Linked DNA regions of Homo sapiens: regions 1 and 2 are each linked to region 3. A link is a contact called in ENCODE Hi-C or POLR2A ChIA-PET data. All regions are on one chromosome and are shown on one strand. Each heading gives the region's core, a stretch centred on a gene start or an enhancer-like site at or near the end of the contact. The rest is flanking DNA. Distances are from core to core; before and after follow the strand shown.

The links. A loop is a pair of places that touch in the nucleus more often than their neighbours do. ChIA-PET counts read pairs that join two places held with the same protein, here RNA polymerase II (POLR2A). Pooled maps may share reads with other maps.
Region 1: a loop to region 3 is called in a map of endothelial cell of umbilical vein, with 6 times the contacts of the local background. The contact joins two enhancer-like sites. A Hi-C loop is called at or near these places in 3 of 168 maps with a recorded cell type or tissue (PC-3, PC-9 and endothelial cell of umbilical vein) and 3 of 50 pooled maps. POLR2A ChIA-PET finds 5 or more read pairs at or near these places in 2 of 52 experiments (MCF 10A and activated naive CD4-positive, alpha-beta T cell).
Region 2: a map of PC-9 shows a loop between it and region 3 (2.8-fold over the local background). The contact joins two enhancer-like sites. A Hi-C loop is called at or near these places in 1 of 168 maps with a recorded cell type or tissue (PC-9). POLR2A ChIA-PET finds 5 or more read pairs at or near these places in 4 of 52 experiments (K562, MCF 10A, Panc1 and 1 more).

What each region holds. Positions count from the first base shown.
Region 1 is chr3:194,866,144-194,868,843 of GRCh38, forward strand. No RefSeq gene overlaps it. Among named protein-coding and RNA genes, the nearest start is that of LINC01972, 99 kb to the left of the region's middle. Within about 2 kb of position 1,253, at least 13 of the 41 ENCODE cell types and tissues checked have a DNase peak (open chromatin) inside an H3K27ac peak, as active enhancers do; they include endothelial cell of umbilical vein, where a contact is called at or near this core.
Region 2 is chr3:195,184,444-195,187,143 of GRCh38, forward strand. All of the region lies in intron 2 of XXYLT1 (xyloside xylosyltransferase 1), which reads right to left. Among named protein-coding and RNA genes, the nearest start is that of XXYLT1-AS2, 38 kb to the left of the region's middle. RefSeq lists an enhancer at 1-994. Within about 2 kb of position 1,273, at least 5 of the 41 ENCODE cell types and tissues checked have a DNase peak (open chromatin) inside an H3K27ac peak, as active enhancers do; they include PC-9, where a contact is called at or near this core.
Region 3 is chr3:195,030,657-195,033,356 of GRCh38, forward strand. No RefSeq gene overlaps it. Among named protein-coding and RNA genes, the nearest start is that of XXYLT1-AS1, 63 kb to the right of the region's middle. RefSeq lists enhancers at 1-737, 738-1,736. Within about 2 kb of position 1,277, at least 10 of the 41 ENCODE cell types and tissues checked have a DNase peak (open chromatin) inside an H3K27ac peak, as active enhancers do; they include PC-9 and endothelial cell of umbilical vein, where a contact is called at or near this core.

The DNA.
Region 1 (2,700 bases), core at 3-2,502, 160 kb before region 3:
TCAAGACAAGAAAGTCCCTAACCATAATATTGATAAATTGGATTATATTGCCCTGAAGAACTTCTGTTCATCAAAAGATACTACTGAGAACAGAGAAAGGCAACCCACAGAGTGGAAGAAGATATTTATAATACATACAGGACTCATACCAAGAATATATAAATAACTTCTGCAAATCAATAAGAAAAAGACAGAAAACCAGGTTCAAAAAGTGGACAAAAGACTTGATCAGATACTTCACAAAGGAAGTATCCAAAGTGCCAATAAACATATGGAGAATTGCTTAAGTTTATCAGTCATCAGGGAAATGCAAATCACAGACCACAACGCAATCACACTACACACCCGTCAGAATGACTACATCAAAAAAGATAGGAAATCGTGAGTATTGGTGAGGATGATGTGAAGCAACCAAGACTCTGTATATATACAGGTATACACACACACACGTATATATACCTTTGTAAAATGTCACTCCTAGTGTAAACTCAACAGAAATATGTATGTATGTGTGTGTGTGTATATATATATATATATATATATATATATATATATATATATATTCACCAAAAGACATACTAGAACATTATAGCAATGCTATTTATGATGTCTGAAAAAAAAACAACTCAAATGCCCACTGACATAGAATAGAACGGGAAATTTTCCCATTCTATTTCCCATTCCCAGTTGTAGCTCATATATTCTCATTGCTATTGTGTTACTATACCATTGATGGGAAAATGAATTGCGGTGTATTAACACGATAGCGATGAGAATATATGAACTACAACTATGAGCAATAGTATCAGGACAAATCTTACAACTGTGATGTTGAGTGGAAGAAACACAAATGAGGATATTCTGTATGTTTCCTTTATTTGAAGCAGGAAAAGGGACAGAACTCTTCTATCAGAAGTCAGGTCAGTGCTTACCTAGGGAGGGTGTAGCAACTGGAACAGGGTACAGGGAGGTTGGTCTCCTCAGGTGCTGCTGATGCTCTGTGTGAGCTATGTGCTGGCTGCAAAGGTGCATTTGTTTATGACAATTTACTGAGCTGTACACTTACTGTATCAATTAGCTGTTGCCATACCAAACCATCCCCAAACCCAGTGGCAGACAATAAGCATTTATTTCTTGCCGACTGGTTTGTGTTCAGTTGTTCAAAGTTGGGCTTGGCTGTGTTGAGGGCAGGCTTCTCCACATGTCTCAATCTCCTTTAACTGGCAGCCATCCAAGGCATGGTCTCAAAGGGTGAAAGGCAGGAGCCCAAGATAGGGAAATGGAAACACACAGGCTTCTTCGGGTCTCAGCTTGGAGCTAGTGTCCTCTGACTGCTGCCACATTCCAGTGGCCAAGGCAAGTCGCAGGACCAAGCCCGACATCAGTGGAGTGGGGAAATACGCGCCTCTCAAGCTCCTCCCCATGTAAACATTTGCTCAGCAATAATCTAATCCAGGACATTTATTAGAGGTGTGGCTTACTGTGTGTATTTCGTATTTCAAAGTTTTCAAAGGAAACCAAAAAGGGTGTAGGAACCGCTATCTTCCCCTACCTCCTCCACACTACTGGGTCCCCTCCCACTTCTGGGATCTTAATGGAAAGAGGATAAGTTATGAAAATTCTCTACACAAGCACAAGGAAGAAAGGAAGGAAGAACACGTGCTTCCTAGCACACAATGCGCTTCCCGTCAGCTGGGCTGGAGAGAAATGCCTCCCTGGTCTGCCACCCCCCACCCCCGCCAGAGACATGGCGGCAACAAGTCACCCCTTCCTGTAGTTGTAGCTGAAGGGACTGCTGTAAAGTGCAGCCCCAGTTTTCCCAGCCCCTGCTCCCTTACCTTCAAGGGCTCCCTATTGTAGTCACACTGTTTAATAAAGGGTGAACTTTATCCAGTGAGAAGGAAGGAGCTGAACATTTAAAAGGCTCAACATTTCTGCAAGACAAATTGAACTTTTTGCCTCCTAACCAACAATCCTGAAAAAGTCTCTCTTATTCATCGCAGATGCAGAAGGTTTAAGCAGGCACCAAATTACTCCAAGGGTAACATCCCAGTTCCTTGGTCTTTAGATCAGACGCACTAAGAGGGACGATAAGTCTTCAGAGAGGTCTGGTTCCTACTGTAATAAGAGCATGGGATTCTGTTCCTTCTCTGTAGGTAGGGAAAGTTCAAATGTACACAATAACAATTCATCCCTCTCTTGCAACTTATCTCATATAAACTCCATCTCTAGAATCAGGCTGCCTGGTGTCAAGTCTTGGCTCTACTTGCCGTGTGACCTTGGGTAAGTGATTCGACCACTGTCACCCTCAGGTCCTCCATCTGTAAAATGGAGATTTGCTTATTCATTCAATGGACCTTTATTGAAAGACCTACTATGTGTCCGGCAGGGTGCTGGGCTCTAGGGATACAATGGCAACTGAGATGGACATGGTCCTCGCCGTCATGGAGTTTATATGAAGGGTAGAGTCAAACCGCAAACACTCTGTCACATAACCACAATCTCAGCCATAGTGTCATGAGGAAAACAAACCATAGACTGAGATGGAAAATAACAGGAGAGTCAGGAAGGTGGTCTCACCAAAAGGTGACACACTTAAGCTGAGCCTCAAAGGAAGAGCAGCTAACCAGGGGAAGTCTTGCCAGGTGCAGGGAGCAGAGCTCGGTGAACTCGGGACACTGAGAGGCCAGTGACACAAGG
Region 2 (2,700 bases), core at 23-2,522, 150 kb after region 3:
AACATGATTAAACCTTTGCCTTTAAACTGAAACCATGATTAAAATCCCAACTCACCTTGTTGGCTGACACCATACCTCAGACTATCTTAATAAATGGCCTCCTAATTCTGGAAGTTTAAGAAAATCCTCAAAATGGTTTGGAAGAACCCCCCCAAGAAACATTTAAGTCTCCCTGATTAGGTCTACTTACCCAGAAACAAGGTCTCTTCAGGACTCACCGGAGAACCAACAGAATTCCTTCCCCACCCCACACACAGCCGGTAAAACTTCCAATATTTGAGTCTATCATAGACACAGTAGGCTGGGAAAATATTCCAGGGAACTTAGCATTCTGAAAGAAGTGACTACTTCAATTAGGAAAAAAATCTGAAGTTCCCTTTCAGGCCAAATCATTCTCATTCATCTTTACCAATAAAATGGTCTACATTCAAATGGTAAGTTTGATCCCCGCATCATCAATCATCCTTTCAGTTTCGTTTGATCAAATGTTGGGCATTTATACAGCTCATTTTACAAACCATACAAATCAGAAGGTAGAAGTCAGGAGGGCCTGGCACCCCTCATGCCTGCCCTCTTGCAGAGCAGTGACAGCTCCACAAATGACCTCACTCCCATTAAAGAAAAAAGGAAGGAAAGAAGGAAGAAGGAAGGAAGGAAGGAAGGAAGGAAGGAAGGAAGGAAGGAAGGAAGGAAGGAAGGAAGGAAGGAAAAAAGAAAAAGAAAAGGAAAGGAAAGGGGAAGGAACAGAGGGTGCTGGAGAATAGGGAAGAAAGGTCTGTTCTGGGAAACAGAACAGTAGGGGTTTTGGAATGCTCAGTGTCTTAGAACTTAGACTAAAGACTGGAAACACCAGCTCAGGGAATATTCCATCGTGGTCATCTGATTGCTGGAACATGAAACTTGGAGCACATCTGCAGTGAAATGGGGGAGGAATAAAGATACTGAAAGGACATTCTCCAGAACCATGAGGACAGAGAGACTTCAGCAGAAAATAGGCCACTAGTATTTTGGGGTCCTGCTTCAGGAGCAAAACTTTGGTCCAGAGAGGTTTAGGGCTGGGTTTTTTTTTTTTTTTTTTTCACTTTGATTTCTGAGGTCACTGAAGGACCATGGGTAATAAGGTCAATTTGTGCTGATTTATAAAAATCAGCCTTCTGACTTCAGAGCTGTGGCACACATTATTTTAGACTCTGAGGTCATGTTAGTCACAGGTGTTGGGCTGGCCTGGCCTGAGGAGCAGGTCGACACACCCTCTGGGCGCTGAGGGACACAATGGGGACGGCATCTTCACTTTCTTCCTTCCGGTCCTTCCTGAGTGCTTGCAAGTGAGCCCAACCCTTACTTCTCTAAAAGAGGCTCACACCCCATCTACATACCTGGACACTCCCTCTCCTTGCACAACAAGACCAGAGGCCTCTCCCTTCCCTTTCCCACCTCTCTTCAGTCACTTTCACTCAGACCTTTCTTTTCCTGTGAAGGCTTCCTGCTCCCTTGGCCCTCAAGCTCTGAAGACCAGTCCACAGCTTTCTGGCTCTAGGGTCCCTGCAACACCTACCACGAGCTCTCAACCTCCCCTCTCACCTAAGAAGTCCAGGCCACTGTGCTCCTAAGTGCCTGGACCGCCTCCTCAGCTGCCTTCTGCTACATGATCAAGTTTCCCCAGAACTTTTGAAAGCCACCACAGAGCTGCTCCCAGACATGTCATTCCCCTCTTCAAAACCTTCCATTGCTGGTTCCCTCACCACAACCCAACAACTGGAACTCTTCGTTGAGCTTCACTGTGCTCTCCAGGGATCCTCAAGTCCAGACCATTCTTTCAGGTCCATCCCACAGAAGAACGCATGCAAAAGTACTTAAGTCACTGGATGAAAATGCAAACCATATTACTCCATTGGTTAAAATGCCACCAGTGGTTGCAAATCCCACTGTCCCCAGGATAAAGTCCCCAATCCCTCGCACAGCTTTCAAGGCCCTGAATAGCCTGACCGGGGTGTGCTCCAGGCAGCTAAGGCTTCAGCTTCTGGGGCACATCAAGCTCCTTCCACCCACAAAGCTTTTCCACTCAATATGCTCTCGGCCTCACTCTTCTTCCTCCGTGTCTTGGCCTGGCTAAGTCCCACCCACTTGTCTCACCTTAAATGTCACTGTCTGGAGGAAGTCTTTAGTAACAATCCCCCCCCACACACCCTGAATCCCCCACTCGGGCAGCACCTGGACTTCCCCTTCGTTGCCCTTATTGCAGCTGTTCCCATTATCTGCTTAATGTCTATCTTCACTGTACATTCCATGAGGACAGAGACCGACCCCATCTGTTTTTCTAACCCCCATGTCCTTAGCACCTAGGCAAGATCTGGCTCACAGGTGAAACTGAATAAATCTTTGCTGAGTGAGTGAAGTGCTGGTGATAACCTCTCCACGGACCTGGGCCCTCTAACCCACAACACTGGCTGAAGTTTTTTTTTTTTTTTTGAAACAGACTCTTGCTCTGTCACCCAGGCTAGAGTGCAGTGGCGCGATCTCGGCTCACCGCAACCTCCACCTCCTGGGTTCAAGTGATTCTCCTGCCTCAGCCTCCTGAATAGCTGGGATTACAGGTGCCCACCACCGTGCCCAGCTAATTTTTATATTTTTAATAGAGACGGGAATTAGCCAGGCGTGGTGGCGGGCGCCTGTAGTCCCAGCTACTCGGGAGGCTGAGGC
Region 3 (2,700 bases), core at 27-2,526:
ACACCCAGGCCCAAACTGGAAGGGTACCAGCATTCTCCCTGTTTGAGGATCCTTGTCAGGGACCTCAGCCATAGGGAACATCTGAGCTTGGCCTCTGAGCCCTTCCGTCCACTCCTAGCACTGCCTCCACAGCCCCAAAGAAGACCCCACTTCTCCTCGAGGGTGGCTGGCCTGCTGGCAAAGACCATTTCCTCCTCCTCCACTTGGGAAGCCAGGGGAGCCTGGCCCGGCCCATCAGCTGGGCCAGAGGGCGGTACTGCCCTGGGGTGCCCTGAGGGAGAAGGGCAGGGCTCCGGGTGCCTGTGCAGTGCTGGGCCTCAGCAGGGGCCTGGCCCAGTGTGACCGCAGCGCCACAATAGCCAGGCTCCCCCCGAGGGCATCTTGTACGCAGGCTGATACTTTGAGCTTACTCATTCCAAACCCCTTTGCTGTCCTTCCTCAGGAAGCTTCCTATTGAAAGATAAATGCTCTGTCTGTGATCAAACAGATTTACATTTATTTACTTTCCTTTCCTCCCAGGACTGCGCCAGCCCAGACAAGTCCAAGAGGAGGATTCCAGGCAGTTAAGATGGTTTCCGGAGAAGCCTGGAATTTCCCCGTAAGCACAAGCTCGGCAGAAAAAGGCAGGGTCCCTCGGCAGCCAGGGCAGGGGCTGAGTCAGTCCCAAGTCTCCCTGGCAAATGGATCACCCCTTAGGGTGGGAAGAGCCCCCCAGCTGTGTGGGGAACCTGGCTAGAGGTTGCTGAACCTCTGCTTTCAAGGAGTCTTGTGACCCCGGGAGCATAGAACAATCGCGGAGGCGCTTACATCCAAAATCCATTTTCCTTCAAAAAAGTGTCCAGGTGGAGGTAAAGAAAGAGGACCCTGTATACTTTGGTAAATCTGTGATTTAGCTACAATGTAACTGGGCCTTGGGAACCCAGGGTGAGGTTTCTTATGTGACATCTCCTGGAAAAGCTCCGCTCAATTCCTGAAAAATCCCTTATCAGACACCGACAGGAAACAGGGATTTCCAGGGAAATGGATGTGGAAGGCACCTGAAGGCCATTCCAAAACTCCAAAGTTTTTATTTATTTTACTAACTTAGGTGACTTAGACATACAACTTCCTGCAAACAGTGCATTCAGCTTTGTGTTCCTAAGCAAATAAATGGAACAGAGGCCACCAAAACTAGGCCCGCTGGAAAGGGCAGAGCAGATGCCCTTACACCCATAGCCCCTGGGGGTCATGCCTGTGAGTTCTTGCATATCAGCTTGTGACAGCGTTGTGACCTGCCCCTTTGTCACCTTGCCACCACATCACCCCCCAGGGGTCTGGGCATTTCCTCGAAGCTGCTTCCAGGACAGGATCAGGAACGTGTTACTTGGGTGGGGGGCTGGGAGGGAGGCAAGGAGCTCTGGTTCTGCCCATGTCCTCCAGCCTCGAGTGTGCAACTGCTCTTCTGGGAACTTGGGTCTCCTCATCTGAAACACAGGGAATTAGAGAAGATGATTTTGTAACGCTCGAAGGCTCTGTAATCCCCAAAAACATGCTCTAAAGGGATCTCCAGTCCAGCATATCAACCCAAACAAAAGACAACGCTGTGGTTACTTGTTCAAATGCCTCTTTCTTCTTGTAAACAGTGCACTCCCAATGACAGAGGCCCTCTGCTACTCATCATCTAGGTAGCTGACAGGTGGCTGCCTGCGGTACCTGATGTTTGGACAGACAAACAAATGACCAGGTGACACCCAAGTGCGATTCTCTCTGATCGCCATCCTGTAGCCTGTCTCCTTAGCTGGGCTCCAAGCTCTTTGGGGAGCGAGGAACAGATCTGTTCTACATAGAATCTCCAATCAGAGCTGACGGTGGCTCAGGAAGCACCAGGGTGCCCAGGCTAGTTGTTGAAATATTGAAGTACTTCTGTGCAGTTGCTGAGCCTGAGAGAGCCTCTCTCCCCTCCCCCGCCACCAAGCCCAACATCTATCCGAAGGTTTCCTCTCCACCATCCAGCCACTGAAGGGTGGTGACTGATGTAGCAGGGCTGTAGGCCTCTGCTCCAGGACTGTATATGCCTGGTGCCATTCTGATTGGCCAGCGCCCTTGCCATACTGTCGTTAAATGTTGAGTGGTAGACCAGCCCAATGCAGGTGATGGGGAGGGAGAGCAGATGACTGGTAGGTGCCACCTGTCACCTGAGAATAGATATATGTAGGCCCTGCTTTCCCAATGGACTGAGAATGTTCCCAGCAAAGAAGTGGGCAGTGTGTGCTGCCTGACCCCAAGAAGACACATGCCCAGATCCCTAGCTGGACAGAACGAGGACCTCCAAGCACACCTGCAGGCAAAGGAATGGGCTGAGTCTCAGCCCCCCGGACTTACGAGCCAGGCGGCCCCACCTGTCTAAACTTGCGTTTCCTCTTCTGTACACAGGAGACAGTTAAACCTACCTTCCAGTTTGCGTGAGGACTTGTGTCTAACACGGGCTCTGATCTGTACCCACAGGTAGGGCTTTCCCTCCTGACAAAATCTTATTTTGATAAATCAGGACTTTAAAAATGACCAAGTGGTTAAGCAAGTGCATTCCGTCTGTGCAGATGCATCAAGCTGTTCGCTTACCTACACAATTCTGTATGTAGAGCAGACGATGATCCAATGCCAAAACATCAAATATATATTCTTAGGCATCAAAAGTATTATCAATAAAAGTTAAGGTGCTAA